Linked DNA regions of Mus musculus: region 1 is linked to region 2. A link is a loop called in an ENCODE intact Hi-C map of the cell type or tissue named here. Cell type or tissue: left cerebral cortex. All regions are shown on one strand.

Evidence for each region. A loop is a pair of places that touch in the nucleus more often than their neighbours do. Peaks named below come from ENCODE experiments on the same cell type or tissue, not always from the same donor. Only the 100,000 strongest peaks of a DNase experiment are listed, where the experiment ranks them.
Region 1: it touches region 2 in a loop (4-fold over the local background); 6 of 42 quality-filtered maps call a loop at or near these places.

What each region holds. Positions count from the first base shown.
Region 1 is chr1:159,519,880-159,527,879 of GRCm38, reverse strand. Tnr (tenascin R) reads right to left here and starts at 4,111. Exons shown (of 23, transcript NM_022312.3): 1 at 3,665-4,111. In left cerebral cortex, a CTCF peak has its summit at 4,171 (motif pointing left); DNase peaks (open chromatin) are centred at 1,538, 3,684, 4,134 and 4,599; H3K4me3 peaks cover 2,913 bases; H3K27ac peaks cover 1,464 bases.
Region 2 is chr1:160,181,528-160,189,527 of GRCm38, reverse strand. No RefSeq gene overlaps it. Among named protein-coding and RNA genes, the nearest start is that of Mrps14, 9.7 kb to the left of the region's middle. In left cerebral cortex, a CTCF peak has its summit at 4,812 (motif pointing right); DNase peaks (open chromatin) are centred at 4,828 and 5,872.

The sequences.
Region 1 (8,000 bases), 660 kb after region 2:
CAGAGACACATATCGGCACAAACAAAAATACTTCACAAAGTTACCAAAAACCTGATAACTCCATTATTTCTAAATGATGGATAGGAAACTGCACTTATTACTGGAGCAAGAAGCCCAGAGATAGAAGCACGTTGAATGGAGTATCACTGGATAGAACTGGATAGATAGATGTAGATGCAGATGCAGATGCAGATGCAGATACAGATATACAGATAGAGATATAGATGGGGCCAACATATAGTTTCTGGTTTTAAAGCCACTCTTAAATAATAAGGATAAATGCACATAGCCCACTCAGGTCTTTGTGAGTGAAACTGGATTTCATGGAATGAGCTCTTGTTTTTCTCTCTCTACTAAGCTCATGTGGGTACTCTTTCCTCAGCTCTCTCTTGGGAGACCAGTCAGAGTGACTCATGACCATACACCTGAAACTTAACTTTATATTTTTAATAATGATTTCCACCTCATATCCCGAGTAATACCATCAAAAGAACTCAGATTATCTCAAAGGCGGGAACTTGCAGGGTCTTCTGGGGGAGACTATTTGGACTTAATTGCTGCCTTCATGCACACAATTGAAAGGACTACCACCATGACAACAAGCTGAGATGCAGAACATAGCCCTCCCTAACCTTTCCTCCCACCCATCTAGAATCAGTAAACATAGAACCTGAGATGTCCACATGAAAGTCCAAGGTCCACATAACACATCTACCATGAAATGCAATCAGCATTATTTATATTGCACAGTGCAGCCGTTTGAGCTATGATGGTAGCTTTGAACAAGCAAAGGGATTGTGGAAGAAAAAAAGGTCAATTGGAGAGAAGCATGCAGGAACTTTTGTATATTTTATTTGGGGTAAAGGTCAAATATTCATTTTGACACAGTTGTCAAAACTCTCTAATCCAAGTAGTTACCTTCTGTCCATGTTGTTAAATGAGAATTATATCCCTATTACAAAAGGGAACGGTTACCCATGTGAGGTAAATGGTGGTCACTTAGAGTGATTTACAGAGAATAAAGCAGGATGCTGGCTTCATCCTTCCCTCCATCTTTTCCTAGAATGTCTCATTTCTCTGTCTCAGAAGCAGCCTAGCAGAATTTCTTTTGTTCAGTGAGGGGAAGACAGACGTGAGTATGCAGTAGCCTTCTCTCCAGAACCCTGGCGGGTGTGAGAGAAGAGGCTTCTGGGAAAGTGGAGCCTTTATGTGTCTAGTTAGTTTGTACCATTTCTCACTCCTCTAGGTGATAGAAGTCCAACTGTTTCCTGACCCTTGGTAATCCTCCTACATCCCAAACCACAGAGGACTCAATGAAGGTGGCCCCATGAAGGGTCCTGTGTCAGCAAAGTGAACAAACATCCAAACTCGTACACCTATGGCAAGGTGCTCTAGGAAAAGGGCCTCTGCCTGGCATTCTGAGGTAAAGGGAATGTGAACACTGGGCATGTGACTTCAGTTCATCCTGGAGGCTGGCATCCCAGGGACTCTTGTCACCATCAGCACAGAGAGCTCTTCACTTGGTTTCTGGGCATCAGCGACATGGCAAGTTGTCTGGTTGGTTCTGATTCTTCCCCAGGGAGAGCCCACTGTTTCACAGTGAATTCACTAACAAGCTTTGCTGGTATATGTGAACAGCAGGTTCTCACTCTCCCACATATGAGCACTTCTGCACTTACAGGTGAGGAGATGAGTATATCAGAAGTTCTGTTTCTGCTTTTGCCACTCTCTGACCCAATGCTTGTTTAAAAATGGACCCAATAATGTTACTGGCCACTTTTTTTTTCAGAGAGAATCTAGGAGCATTAATAAGATAATTGTGACATCTATAACAAATGATGTCTTTAAGAGAGGCTCCTTTGCAAGGGCACGGCTTTTTAAGCATTCAGGGACCAGTTAGTTGGTAGAGAAATCATCCACTTACTGGTACACACTGGGGGAATGTGAAGGGAAAGGATGGAGTATGAATGAGTCTGTGTGGGCTTCTGATTCTCTAAAGTTGCATGCTTCAATCTTTTTCTACCATTACAACCTCTGACATCTCTGTCTTCCCATCTCTAAAAACTACTCTCTGCCATTCATTCTAGAGACACACTGAAGTTTCTAGTTCTGCTGCTTATAATCTCAGGGTGGAGATGGAGCTAAGGAAGGTGGTACTGTTTCTTTCATAACTATATCTCCCACCTAGAAGTTTCCCACAATCCAAAGTAGGGAACACTTTACTCATGTTGGAGAAAAGCCCAGGATTTTGAATTAAAAACCGTAACACAAGACATCACTGGGAAGAAGGTCTGTGTCTAACTCCACCTACCTGTCCCTCCCCCACCCCATGAGGAAAAGAGTGAGCAGAACCTCAAAGGGTTAGAGGCCAACCAAGTTTAGGCTTTATCTTGCAAGGAGCTGCACATCCCTCTTGGGATACTGGCTCCCAGGAAACTTTGGTAACTGAAGGAAGCCCCCAAGGCCACTTGTTGAGGAGCTTCATGTAGTAGGATTGAATAGAACTCAGGGACATGAGGGCAGGCAGATAGAGTCTCTAAGGAAAAAAGCAAGATAGGTAGAAGTAACTTATTGAAAGTATTGAGAGAGAGGAAGATGGGGGAGGGAGGAGAGGGAGGAGAATAGACAGGAAGACAGAGAGGCAGAGAGAGACACAGAGAAAGGGAGAGAGAGACCATGAAAAAGCAGTAGAATGTAGTAATGCCAGTCTACCATCTGTGAGGCCCTGGAGGCCCTGGGTGGGAGCTGGAGAAGACACTTTCAGGCTTGGGCCAGTCTAGGTTTTCCCCTGACTCCATAGACAAGTGAAGACAAACCCTTTCCTCTGGGCTGCTTGTCACTGACAAATGCCCCCAGGAAACAGGGGAGAGTGGACTTTTTTCCTCTCTCCAACCAAGGGTAAGAGAGAAGTGGATGGTCTTCCCTGCCTGCTTACAAATATAGTATAATTCGAGTCAGTCAGCCCCTGCCAGGCTGAGTATTTTCCTTGAAGTGTGAAATTAGAGACCTCAGCCCCAAATTTACCCCCAGCCTGGGGCTAACCTGTTGCATCTGCCCACCAGGAACTGACACCAGGAAAGGAAGCAAAAGGTCAGGTTAGGCTGTCACTACATCAAGAATCCAGGTAATCCTGGGGGGTGGGGGTGGGGGGAATGACATTTTAAAATATTGCTTCTCCAAGCTCCCTCCTGGAAGCACAACTTTTAACTCTACCTCCACTCCTGTCCCCCAGGCTTTTCCTGTAACACTTTCCCACCACCTATGGCTGGGTATGAAAGAGTTAATTTAGGAAAACCCAGGACTCTTTTCCCCAAACCCTCCCTCCCAGCTACATATAAAAAGGACAGCCTCACACGGGAGACTAGCACAATTACAAGCCTGCTAGCTCCGACCTCACCTGTCTTATGCAACAGTGCACACACATACATTTGCTCAGGCTCACTCCCAAGGCCAAGGTCCATATCCCCCTCTAATTCGGTAGACACACAGTTTTGCGCCTTTCTCCTTTCTTTTCTCCCTACGCAGAACCCCGCTTTATCGGCAGCCGAAAGAGATGTAACCTTACAGCCAAATGGCTTGAAGAACAAACATGCATCTAATCGCTCTCCGTGGTGCTGAAATCTCGCTAGCAAGGAAACAGAGGAGCGCAGTACTCCGGACTTACCCAGGTTGGGGGGTGGGTAGCCGGAGAGCAGAGAGCTAGAGCAGCTTCCAAAGCAGAGAATTCTTGTACGTTCGGGCTGGAGCCAGCTGATGCGCTCACCTAGAGCGCCCACCTCTCTCCCTCTCTTGCCTTCCTCTTTTTTTCTGAGAGGCAGAGAGAAGGCTTCACGAAAGAAACGAAACAGCAGCTGGTAGGTCTACCAGTAGAAGGAGAGAAGAAGCAACCAAAATAAGACCAAAAAGTCAGATGGCTTTACTCCACTCGTGGTAATTTCTTGGGTCAGGGAGGACCTCTTCTTTCCCTGTCTCTGAGGCTGCCCCAGCTCTGTCTCTGCGTGTTGAGCCAACAGCCTTAGCACAGTCGGTTCCTGCCTCTGACGTGAACGAGATGAGGAAGCCTGGGACCGCTCTGCTGTCTCTCACAAGCTCTCTCTTTTCCCCTCTTACTGAAATTTCAGCAGCATATTTTTAAGCTGTTTTTTTCCCAGCCTTCTACAAGTAGCCCCCTAGTGGACAGAAAAGCAACGCGTCTTTGGTCCTCTTGAACAGTCTGAGTTCAGGCTCCCTGCACCCACAAACTCTTGGAGACTGCTTTTCTAAAGAGTCAAACAGTCCCAGTCCTGATGGAGTCAAAGACTTCCCTCTGGTGAGCCTGTAGGAAGACAAAGGGCCTTTTGCTGATCCTTTTCCTGTAGTTGCAGTAGGAAAACCTGATATGGTATTGGGGAGGGGTATGCCTTTAGGATAAATGTTTGGCAGAAAAGGGGCAAAGGAGGTCTCTGCTCAGACTTGGAAAGGCAAGCTTACACTCATTAACTGCCCAGTAACTCAGCCACCTGGAAAGTGCTTTGGAACTTATGTCTACAAAGTCAGTCTTAGTTTTCGGCTGCCACTCGTGCACTATACATTTTGCTTCTCTGTGGCTCAATTCCACTGTTTGTAAAATGTGGATAGTGCTGCCCCCTCCCTACTGAATAGGAATGCTGAAGGAACAGAGTAACATACAGCTGACAGGAAATTTAACTCCAGTCTCATCCAAAAGCTTTGCTTACATCTGATTCACCCTTGACATATAATAATAGCTAACTTTATACAGCATTTGTACCAAGTGCTAAGCATTGCTACTAATCCTTACAGGTAACATCTCATTTAACGCATACATTAATCCTACAGTGCAAATGCTCCAATTGCATCTTTTAGACTGAAGGACTGAGGCAGAAAGGGATAAAATTTCTTGTCCAAGATAACAAAGCTAGTGCTATGTCACTTTAGAAGTCACAACATTTAAAGTAAACATGAGATAATACCTACAAGTGATCATTGTTGGTATTCTAAATAAAGTGCCTAGGTTGTTCCAATGAATTTGCATGTGGCTGAGTTTTTAATAAAATATTTAGAACTATATGTGCCAAATGAACTGTGGGGATTGCTATTACTTTTGAAAATCTGCTAAGAAAATACATTCTCTTAGTGATTTGGGCAGTTTCACAGATACAAAAACCAGTTGTGAATCTCATGAAATTGGAAAGTACTGGGTATTAGTAACAATTCACAGGACACATTATTTAATTTCTACACCTAAAGCAGATCACTGCCTGGAGCCTAATACAGTACTAGGATGGAGCCAGCAATTTGGTGAGCTGAACTCCTGCAATGCCAGCTAATGAGAATCAAGTAAGATGTGGGCATTTTCTTCAGAACTTCAGTCATGAATTCCTTACCTAATATAACTTGCTTTAAGAAATCTTTGGATTAAAAGGAATGAGGAAGAGCAAAGATGGGATTTGATGTTTTGCAAATCACAGTTCCCATTTTTATGGAATTTGCAGTTTCTCAAAGTGGAAAGAAAGGGCAGAGACCAGACAGTTCAGAGGCTGATGCCAAGACACGGGCAGAGGCAATGTAATAAATGAGAACACGGGCAAGAAAACTAACTTGACCAGAGGGCTGCAGGCTTCCACAGAGCACAGTATCTAGGATGAGACTGGAAGCATGAGGGTTATTTTAGCAAAGGGCCAATGAGAAACTGAAGCTGAAGGCATGGCAAACTCAAGGGGATGAAGAGAGAGGGTTGTGAACCTTCCAGGGTAAATATTACCTACTATTTACAAATGAGGAGGCTGGGTCACACAAATTAACTAGCTTTCTAATGATCTCTTGTGCTCAAATCAAAAGCATGTGTGTTTGACTCTAAAATCATTGTATGTAAGATGCACTTTCTCTTTTCTGAAGTGCACATACAGCTCTGTAAGGATTCTAGCACACACATTAACAAGCATGTGGCACCTGCAAAAACACAGAACCAGTGATCAATGAACATCAGGAGAGAAAGCCACAAAGAAACACTAGTCAGTTCAGAACAGGATCAATCAAAGGTAAAATAACTGTTTTTACTACATGTAGAATTGTCAAATGCATTAAAAAGTGGGACTACTTCGGAGCAGCTAAGATATTGGAAACTTGGATTTGAGTGGGGCAGGATACAGAGAGGATAAGAGAATTTCACGTTAACTTCTGTGAGCTGGAGGAGGGAGTTCTATCTGGGAAGGCTGATGAGGTTTTCAACCAGGAAGTTGTCATTAATCTGGACCTTAATGAATTTGGGTTCTGAAACTTATCCTCTGTTGCTGTCTACAAACTATGAGATCAGATTTGTCTGAAAGAAGAATGGAACATTTAAGAAAGAGAGGGTAGATCACTGTAATATAAAAATACCAAAGTTTGGAAGGTGGACAGGTTTGGGAAGAATGTGAATGAAATGAGACTGATGAGCTAGTCTGGGATATGTCAAGTTTGAAGAAAGCCCTAACTTTGAGATGTCTAGATGCTGGCTAGAGTATGTCTAGAGCTCATATTGTGCTCTGGTGTCGAGTATATAGGTTCAAACCCATTTGCTTATTCATAATGGCTACTGAGTGGAGACCTCAACAGGAAAGAGAGCTAAGAAGACTGAAGACAGGATCTCAACTCTTAATCTGGGTCAACTTTTATGTTTCTTTCACCCTTGCAGCTAAAGTGGTGGATACTCAGGAAATAGCTATGGAAGTGAACATTGCTGTCTCATAAGTGTAGCCTAAGTAAATTAAACTTAATATTGGGCTGAGCTCAATCACTAGTTCCTTATTGTCTAATCCTCCTTAAAGATGAGGCTCCTCTGGTACACTGTCCCCTCTGGAAGCTGGGACTCAATGGCCAGTATTCCAGCTGCCAAACCCTCCTCTATATTGTCATTTTCCACCTATGCATCCAGAACAAATAGAGTTTCACCCTTGGTACCCAGCTACCTCTAGTCCCTCTAGTCTCTGGAGCCATAGGATAGTTCATCATAATGATTTGCCTTCCTAAAGAAAAGCTATGCCCCACCCAACATTCCAGAAGGTTCTAGGGTCCACGTTTTTTGAACTTAAGGGTAGACACAGAACTCAGAAGATATAGCTATGACTTTGTTATAAGAATGGGGAAGGATGAGGGTTCCACTTTGGAGCATGGTAAATATAGAGTAGGCAATGAAAGCTCTAGGATTCAAGGGTAACCAAGGCCAACCACTGTCCCCGCAGTGTTGTGAGCTAGAAGAAAACACCTTGTTGTAAACATGAGACAAAGGGGACAAGAAACTTGGCTCTTGGACAGTTTATGTGATTACTACCCAAGGGTATCTTATGGGAGAAGTTGTCAAGAGCAACTCTTCCTCTTTTCTATGTAATATCTTCTCCAGAATCTTGTGCTTACATGGCTACAGTGTTATAGGGTTATAAATACTTGTCCTTCTATCCTATGAGGACATAAATTCCATGATGGCCAAGAAAATGTTTGACTTCAGGGAGTATTTGAAGAACTGTGGAGTTCTGTGGGTCCAGGATAAAGAGAATGTTTCAGAAGAGGGAAAGAGCAAATGAGCACAGAAATAGAGGGGGACAAGAAGTGGGAATTTTCTCTTTTGTGTTTGTTGCTCCACAACTTTTTCCTCACAGGAGAGGTGAGGGACCCTGTATATCCCTTGCCACTTTAAGATGGCTCTACCCATCACTGGGAAGAAAATCCTGGTTATACCTGCACCTTCTTCCCTGACTACAGCATACCACCAGCTCCCATATTCTGTAGGTAGAAGGCCCAGGATGACATTATATAGGTAGGGAGCTCAATGTTTAGGAAATAAGCAGTTGCTCTAAGGCAATGAAATAGCCCGGTCCTATCTTGGGGCATGAGAGACAAGAGTGTGCAATGTCTACAGTCTCTGAATCCTTCGGTATAGTTCCATGTCGTAGACCCTGGCCGTGGGCATACATGGATAAGTTCTTTCACTGTAATGACTATGAGTTCATGGGTACTCAGTATCG
Region 2 (8,000 bases):
TTGGCTCTAGGTTGAAAAAAATGGTAAGGGCGACAGTGTTGAGCAGTGGTTTTCAGCCTGTGGGCTGCGACCATCAGAAAGCACATATTTCCAATGGTCTTGGGCACCCAGACGCCGCTCAGTAGTAGTACCATTACGGTCATGAAGTAGCAACAAAAATGTTATGGTTGGGGATCAGCACAACATGAGGGTTGCAGCATTAGGGAGGCTGGGAACCACTGTGTTAGAGGATGAAACTGAGGTGCTGAAAGGTCAGGTCACTGACTAAGCCCACAGAGCTCATTTTGGACTGCAGTGTATGTTCTTGTCTTTATGTTGTCCTCTGGAGATGTGATGGTTCACTGATAAAGACCTGGCTGTTGTAATGGAACACATTTCCTATACAATGTATTAATTAATTGGCTTGTATATGTAACTTCTACCATTTTAGTCAATCAACAAACAAGTGACATTAGTAAATGTAACTTTTATTCACCAGATATAATTGTTGTCTCTGAGGCTCACTGCTGAATAAACTCACCCTTCTAGTTCTTTCTGAACTCTGGCTGGCTGGTTCAATTCAACTGTTTGGGCTCAAACTCCTCTCCGAGGTAACTGACTCAGATTGGGTTCTCTCAGCTTGTCACTGAATTCCTCTACATGGCTTCAAACTAATTCTGACAAGTTGCTCTAATCTTCTGAGTCCTTGTTCTCTGGCTTCAACTGCCTCTGCATGAACTCACGAATGAACTCAGCTTCACTGCACTTACTGAGTTCCACTGAACTCCACTGAACTGAACTAAACTCACTCAACTGAGCTGCACTCACTGAACTTCCCTCGACTCTTAGGAATGAAAGGTGTGTACTAACAAACTGCATCCAGATCATACAGTAATCCAGGGCATTCATTTTAGCCAGACCATATAGACCTAGAAGATCACTGGATGTGATCCCTTGCCAAAGCAACCATGTTGCTGGATTAAAATTCCCTCTACAGAGATTTTCTCCACAAAATAATTCTAATTCACACACACACACACACACACACACACACACACACACACACACACACAGAGAGAGAGAGAGAGAGAGAGAGAGAGCACATGTGAAGGATGCAAAAGAAATGGGTAGCAATATTGTCTTTGAAGAAGAGAAATAATGACTAATCTTTCCTCAGCAGGCATTGACATCATATATATTATACAGCCATAAAATGGAGCACCTGTGGTGCTCATAGTAAAATCAATAGATGGCAAGTGAGCTAGAATATCTGTGCAAGAAGCTTTGATCATGTATTAACAAAAGTATAAGATCAATAAACAAACAGTACTTGGAAAAACTTGAGAAACTTGAAATATTGTCTTCATTTCTTACCAGATATCAAAGTACACTTCAGGTAAAGTGGTTAAAAGTGGGGCAGGTGTGGCTGAAACCGTGGGTTCAGTGCTTAAGAGCATTGCACTGCCTTACAGAGGATCTAACTTGGTCCCCAGCACCTGTGTCACATGACTCAATCCCTTATAACTGCAGCTGCAGGGGGATCTGGCCTCCTCAGCACTTCCCTCATATGCACATACCTCCCATCAGACAGAAATGCATATACATAATTTGAAACTGACAGTAAAAATAACTCTTTTCTTTTTTAAAGAAAATACAGAGGGATACAGTTTTTAAACAGTTAAATTCCAATCGACAGATCTCAGGATGCCCAATAACACTGGAAGTATTCAGCCTCGCCAAGGGGATGCAAGTTAAACTAATGATACCGAGACAAGCTAGCAAATCAGTTTTTACCTTTTAATTCAATGTTGTGATGAGTGTGGGGAAATGAGTAGCTTTATACTCTGTTGTGGGACTTCAAATTCCCTAACTTCTGCTGAGCAGTTAGCTTTCCTAAAATTTATACCTGTTGGCCCAGTTGTGCTACTTTGAGGAATGGATTCTGAGGAAAACCTGAAACTGGGGAAAGTTATACATAATTATACTTACCATGAAATTATTTATCATCAGAGAAAATTAATAAGTCCACAGTGGGGAAACGAGTTAAATGGATTAAAACATAACATATCATAATTCTAACTGCAAAACAAGACAAAACAAAAAACCAATGGGAAGGAGCTAGAGGAAGACAGCTCAATGTTTAATCCTCTTTGCTGCCAGGGAACCAGGTTGGATTCCAGAACCTACATGATAGCTCTCTTCTGGCTGCCATGGGCACTGGACAGGCATGTGATGTACAGACATGTATGAAGGCAAAATACCTGCACAATAAAATGAAATAAAGTAAAATAAAAACAGGACAGTGGGGGCTGGCTGGACTGTTCAGCAGGTAAAAGCACTTCCCACCAAGTCCGCTGACCTGAGTTTGATCCTCAGGACCCACTCGGTGGAAGGAGAGGACCTGGTTCTTCAACGTGTCCCCTGACAGAGGTACGCTGTGGAATGCATGAACTCCAACCCCACCCCACAGAATGAATAAGTATAATAAAAATGTTTTAAAATCTGTTGCTTGTTGAGTGTAATAGTTCATACTTGCTTCCTAGCACTTAAGAAGCTGAGGCAGGAGGATCATCATGAGTGTGAGGTCAGTCTTGGCTACATAGAAAGACACACTCTTAAAAAAAAAAGTCTAGGATGACTAAGATCAAAACCTCAGGTGAATGTGTGTGCTGGGAGGAGGTGGAGCAAGGGTTGCTGGTGGGAGTGCAAAGTTATACAGCCACTCTGGGAATCAAATAGACAAACATCAGTCCCTGACACTACTAATGATACTCTGCTATCCTTGTAGAGAGAAGTCTAGCATGACTGCACTCTGAGAGGCTCCACCCAGCAGCCACCTCAGACAGATAGATACAGACACCCACAGCCAAACAGTGGATGGAGCTAGGGAACTCTTATAGAATGGGAGGAAGGGTTGCAGCCCCTAGGGGAATAGGAGCTCCACAGGAAGACTAACAGAGTCAACTCACCTGGACCCTTGGGGCTCTCAAAGACTGAACCACCAACCAAAGAGCATACAAGGGCTGGACCTAGGCTTTCCCACACATATGTAGCAGATATACAGTTTGGTCTTCATATGGGTCCCGAACATCTGGAGGGAGGCTATCTTAAAAACTGTTGCCTGTTTGTGGGACATGTTCTTCTAGCTGGGCTGTCTTGTCTGGTCTCAGTGGGAGAGGAAGGGCCTAGCCTCGAAGAGACTTGAAGTGCCAGGGTGGGGAGGTACCCAAGGAGATACCTCCCATTCACAGGAGATGGAGTGGGGAAGTATTGTGGGAGGGGCTCACTGGGAGGGGGGAAGTGAGATGGATATAAAGTGAATAACTAAGAAAAAAATGAAAAAAAATCTGTTAAAAAAAAGTCTAGGGCTGGGTGTGGGGTGCAAGCCTTTAATCCCAGTACTGGGGAGGCAAAGGCTGAGACTCTGAGTTCATGGCCAACCTGGTTTACAAAGCAAGTCCAGGACCGCCAAGGCTTAGAGAAAGCTTGTCTCAAAAGTCTCTTCCCCCTAAAAAGTCTAATGGGCTTCAAATACACACACACACACACACACACACACACACACACACACACACACACACACATGCATATTTCTGGCAATCTTATGATTTAAAAATTTCCACATCCCCTATAATTTACATATATTACTTTAATACTTACGTGTATACAGAGGTTAATTTATAAACAACTGGTTTTCATCATCTAATGACTATCATTTCCACATAACATATTTTAATTATTTGATTTTGTATTTTCTGTGTGTGAGTGTTTTGCCTGTATTTATGTCTATGTGCACACTACCTTGTGTGCCTGGTGCCCATGGAGGCCAGAAGAGCAAATCAGGTACCCAGGGACTGGAATTACGGATAGTAAGTGCTGGGAATCGAACCTGGGCCTCTGGAGCCATCTCTCCAGCACACACCCATCGCCATGTTTTTAAAGTGTGTTTTTCAGTGGTGAAGGAAACGGTCATTCCTGGTACCAATCAGTATCCTTTGTTTATCCCCAGGGACAAGGCTTTCAGTGCCATGCCCAAAGCATCAAGAGATTAAATTTAACAAATGTTTGCTTCCTTCACATTTATTATAGTGCAGAGTTATCCACCCTCTCTTTTGTCTTCATTCTCTGGCTCCTCTGCTGTGTCCATTCTGCTGTCTCTATGGTTTATAACTTACTCCAGTACAGGATGGATGGTTTCCTTACTATCTCTGATTAGGGAGGACTAAAGAACTGTTTCCTTTTTAAATTTTGTAACGAGGAAGTAATGGAACTAACTTGGCACCAGCCTCTTAGTCCCAATTAAGAGTGTCTATGTGGTTTGTTCTTAATCCATGTCTGTGACCATGATAAGTCACCAGCATCCTTGGCTCTCCTGTTCCCCATCTGCCCTTGTAGAGCTTCGCAGGGCTGACTTTTTCTATGGCCTTTCACACTAGAGCTGGGTGTGTCTGCATTCATAAGAACTAGAGTTCTTGGACAGAGGAACAAACTCCAAACAGGAAGAAAGTGGGATTGGAGAACACGTAGAGGATAACAGAAAGGTGCATGCAACAGTTTTCCCCCCTCCCTCTCTCCCTCTCTCCCCCTCTCTCTCTCTCCCCCTCTCTCCCTCTCCCCTCTTTCCTTCTCCCCTTCTTTTCTGCTCTCAGCTTGAAAATGGTGTATATAGATGAAACTACTGTTCTTGTTATGTATCTGCCTTTGTTTAAACCCCACCAAATAATAATTCTATTGGTTAACTAGCATGGCGGCAGTGATCCCGGAGGCTGCCTCTTGCTTACATGCCTGTGAGACTCCTTCAGGAGTTTAGTGCTGTGAGCCATTTTGGACACAGGATGGCAGTACGACCACATCAGAACTCTAACAGCCAGGATCTCTAGGCAGATTCTAGGTCTCTCCTGTGTTTGTGTCCCCGCTCCCACCCCCCAGCTGCATTCCAAATAAAATGATAACACCGTGTCTATCATTAGATAGGATTCATGTCTGGGATTAATTTGCTGCCTTTACCAGCAAAAGAGGCCACATATTGTGTAGGGGCCTGTGCTCAATAAAAACTGCAAGGGAAGCACTGTCAGAGGAAGTTAACATGAAGCATTTTCCTTTCTTTCCCAGACTCTCAACTTGTCACAGATTTTTATTTGCTATTTAATAAAGAAAAATGAAATCATTAAATTCAATTTTAAGCCATTAGCAGGAATTGAACCACTCATTTCTAGATTATGCAATGCTAGTTCACAATGCAAAGTATGAACATTTTAATTGCATGCAGAATCACTGAGATTATACAATTCATATTTAATAATGTGTGACTGCCTATGCATCTCGTTCTTACCAGAACAGTGTGAATAGTGCATAAAACTAACTCAGCGGCTTTAATTTCTTTTCTTGATAGGCGTGTGCTCATGCTTGTACTCAATGGGAGGTTAGGGAGGAGTCAAGTCGCAAATAAATCCATGTCAAGTGGAGATGTGTTCTGGAGAATGAAGCAGGAAAGAAAGAGAATTGTGGTGGGAATCTCTGTGAGATCATGTAATAAGAGAAGGACTTTCATTGACATTTAAATGGAGATCTGGAGGACATGAGGGATCAGGCCCAGAGGTTTCTAAGGGAAAACATTCCAGGCTTCAGAAAGAATAACAGATATAAACATGTAAAGGGTGTGCAGTGGGAGATGCTTTAACAAAGTTAAATAAGGTAGAGAAAGCAGGAGAGGTCAGAACAGCGGGGCTCCTAGCATCCCACAAAGGGCTTCGAATTCCCAACATGAACTGCAGTAGAGTTCAACACTTCCAAATTGCTTATGAATTGATAAATGGCCTCACCAGGAACAGCAATAGCTGTCTTCTTTTCTTTCCTACAGTACTAGCCACCACTGTGAATTCTCCGGTCTCACCTCCTACTCTAGCTGCTGTTGGGCTGACAAGACCTAAGCAGGCAATTTCTAGTTTAGTTCACTTGTATTAAAAGGCACCATATATTTTACATCAGGTACCTCTCAATTCTTGTCCGTGGATTTCTCTGATGCTGGCTTGGATATCCTGTGAGCCAGAAGCCTGTTTGTCATGCACAGCTTCCCATGTCTGGTGAACTGACACCGGGGAAATACCATAAAATGGGGTATGGGGCGCCTGGGAAGGCCTCAAATAGGTGCTGAGCAATGGTGACCTGAAGTGGCTAACTTGATACTAATGTCATCTTGGTATGGGTTCTCCATTCTTTCTCCCCTCCCCCGCCCCGCCCCCCACTGTCCTCATCGCTTATTTTGTTCTTCACAAATTACTTGCAAACAAACTTTTATTTTGGATCCCACTTTGGGGAGTGGAGAGGGAAACGTAGGTGAGAATTTAGAATATCCCATCCAAACGATGGCCCTCATCCCATTGATTGTGCTGCGACTCTTTCATATCTTTTGTTCCTATTCTTGGTCCTGAGTTCAGAAAGACTTCACCTCTCCTCTGTGCTACAGTTAACTAGATTTGAAACTTCTCTTTTAGCCTTGCCTTTGTACTTCTCTATGGTTTTGTTTTCATTTTTGAGACAGGATCTTTGTACTCCTGACTGGCCTCAAACTCTCCTTGTAGACCAGACGGACATCAATCGTGTGGTGAACTTCCTCCTCCTGTCCCCTGAGTACTGACATTACAGATGTGTGACACCATACAGACCTTTCTCCCATTTTTAGTTGACCCATTATTTCTCCAATATTAGCCCCTACCTTCTTCTATTGTCAGAGACAGTACTGTCACAACACTGCTTGTTTTGGGGAGGTAGCTGCTCAAAATAAAATCCAAAGCCCCAGTGTAATATCCATGACCACAGTAGAACTCCACCTTCCTATCACTTTCCCAAATGCCTCCGAACACACTGGGCCTTTCGTTTCCTAGCTCTTCCCTCCGGTGGTTTCCCTCAAAGCCATTCTTTCAACCAAGCTTTCCATTCAGACCAGCTCAGTTCACACTGGTTTCTGTTGACCAAGAGGATGAGGAGGTTAAGATGAGAGTGTGGTATACAGGGTGTGTCCTGTGTGAGCACTGTTTCATAGATGTGTTTTTAGCCAGTCTGATCCTGCGTATGGGTCTGAAGCTTTCCCCCCAGGGTAGAACTTTTGCTTTGAATTTTATAAAGAGAAAAGAAAAATTTGTTTTTTCAGGTCTCATGGTAAAATAAAGTTCTGAGTGGAGCAAATGTAGGAAAAGCCTTTTAATTGGTATATTATTCATAATGGCTAATATCTAAATAAAGTCAAAGCATTATACACTGGCACCTTTTGAAGTGATGGTAATGGGTAAGATAGTTTCCACTTAGCATGCCCAGCTGAGACAGAGAAGTGTTCCCTTTCCTCCCGGGAGCTTCCAGGAGAAGCTTGCATATTTGTTTTGATTGGTTACAGATAATAGGCATGAAAGAGGTTTCTCTTTCTGAGTCCTGTTTTCCATCTACACAGTCAACGCTTTCTTGACTCGAGGCTTTGGAATTCTTTCCACCTTCTCTGGTTGTGTCCACAGGGCCACCGAACACAGTATTCAAGTTGGCAGTGTAGGACAGGGCCAGACTCATGGGCACATGGAGCTGAGCCGACATCCAGTCCATGTTGTTCCGCAGCTTGGCCTTCCTGCCTCCCTGGCTCACAGTTACAGTAATCTATCCATCCATGCACCCACCCACCCATCCATCGATCCATCCATCGATCCATCCATCCACCCACCCACCCACCCACCCATCCACCCACCCACCCACCCACCCACCCATCCATCCATCCATCCATCCATCCATATATCATATCATATCATATCATATCATATCATATCATATCATATCATATCTATCTGCCTATCATGTCTATCTGTCCATCTATTTTCATGCCACTCATCAAGTATATTTTAGGCAGGTGTTCTGTCATAGAGCTATACCCTTAGTGCCACATGTCTTTGTTTGTTTGTTTGTTTTGGCAGGGGGTTTATAATTCTGCCATGATTCAGATATACCAGGTAAGTGGCTGCTTGAGATAGAAATGGTTTTAG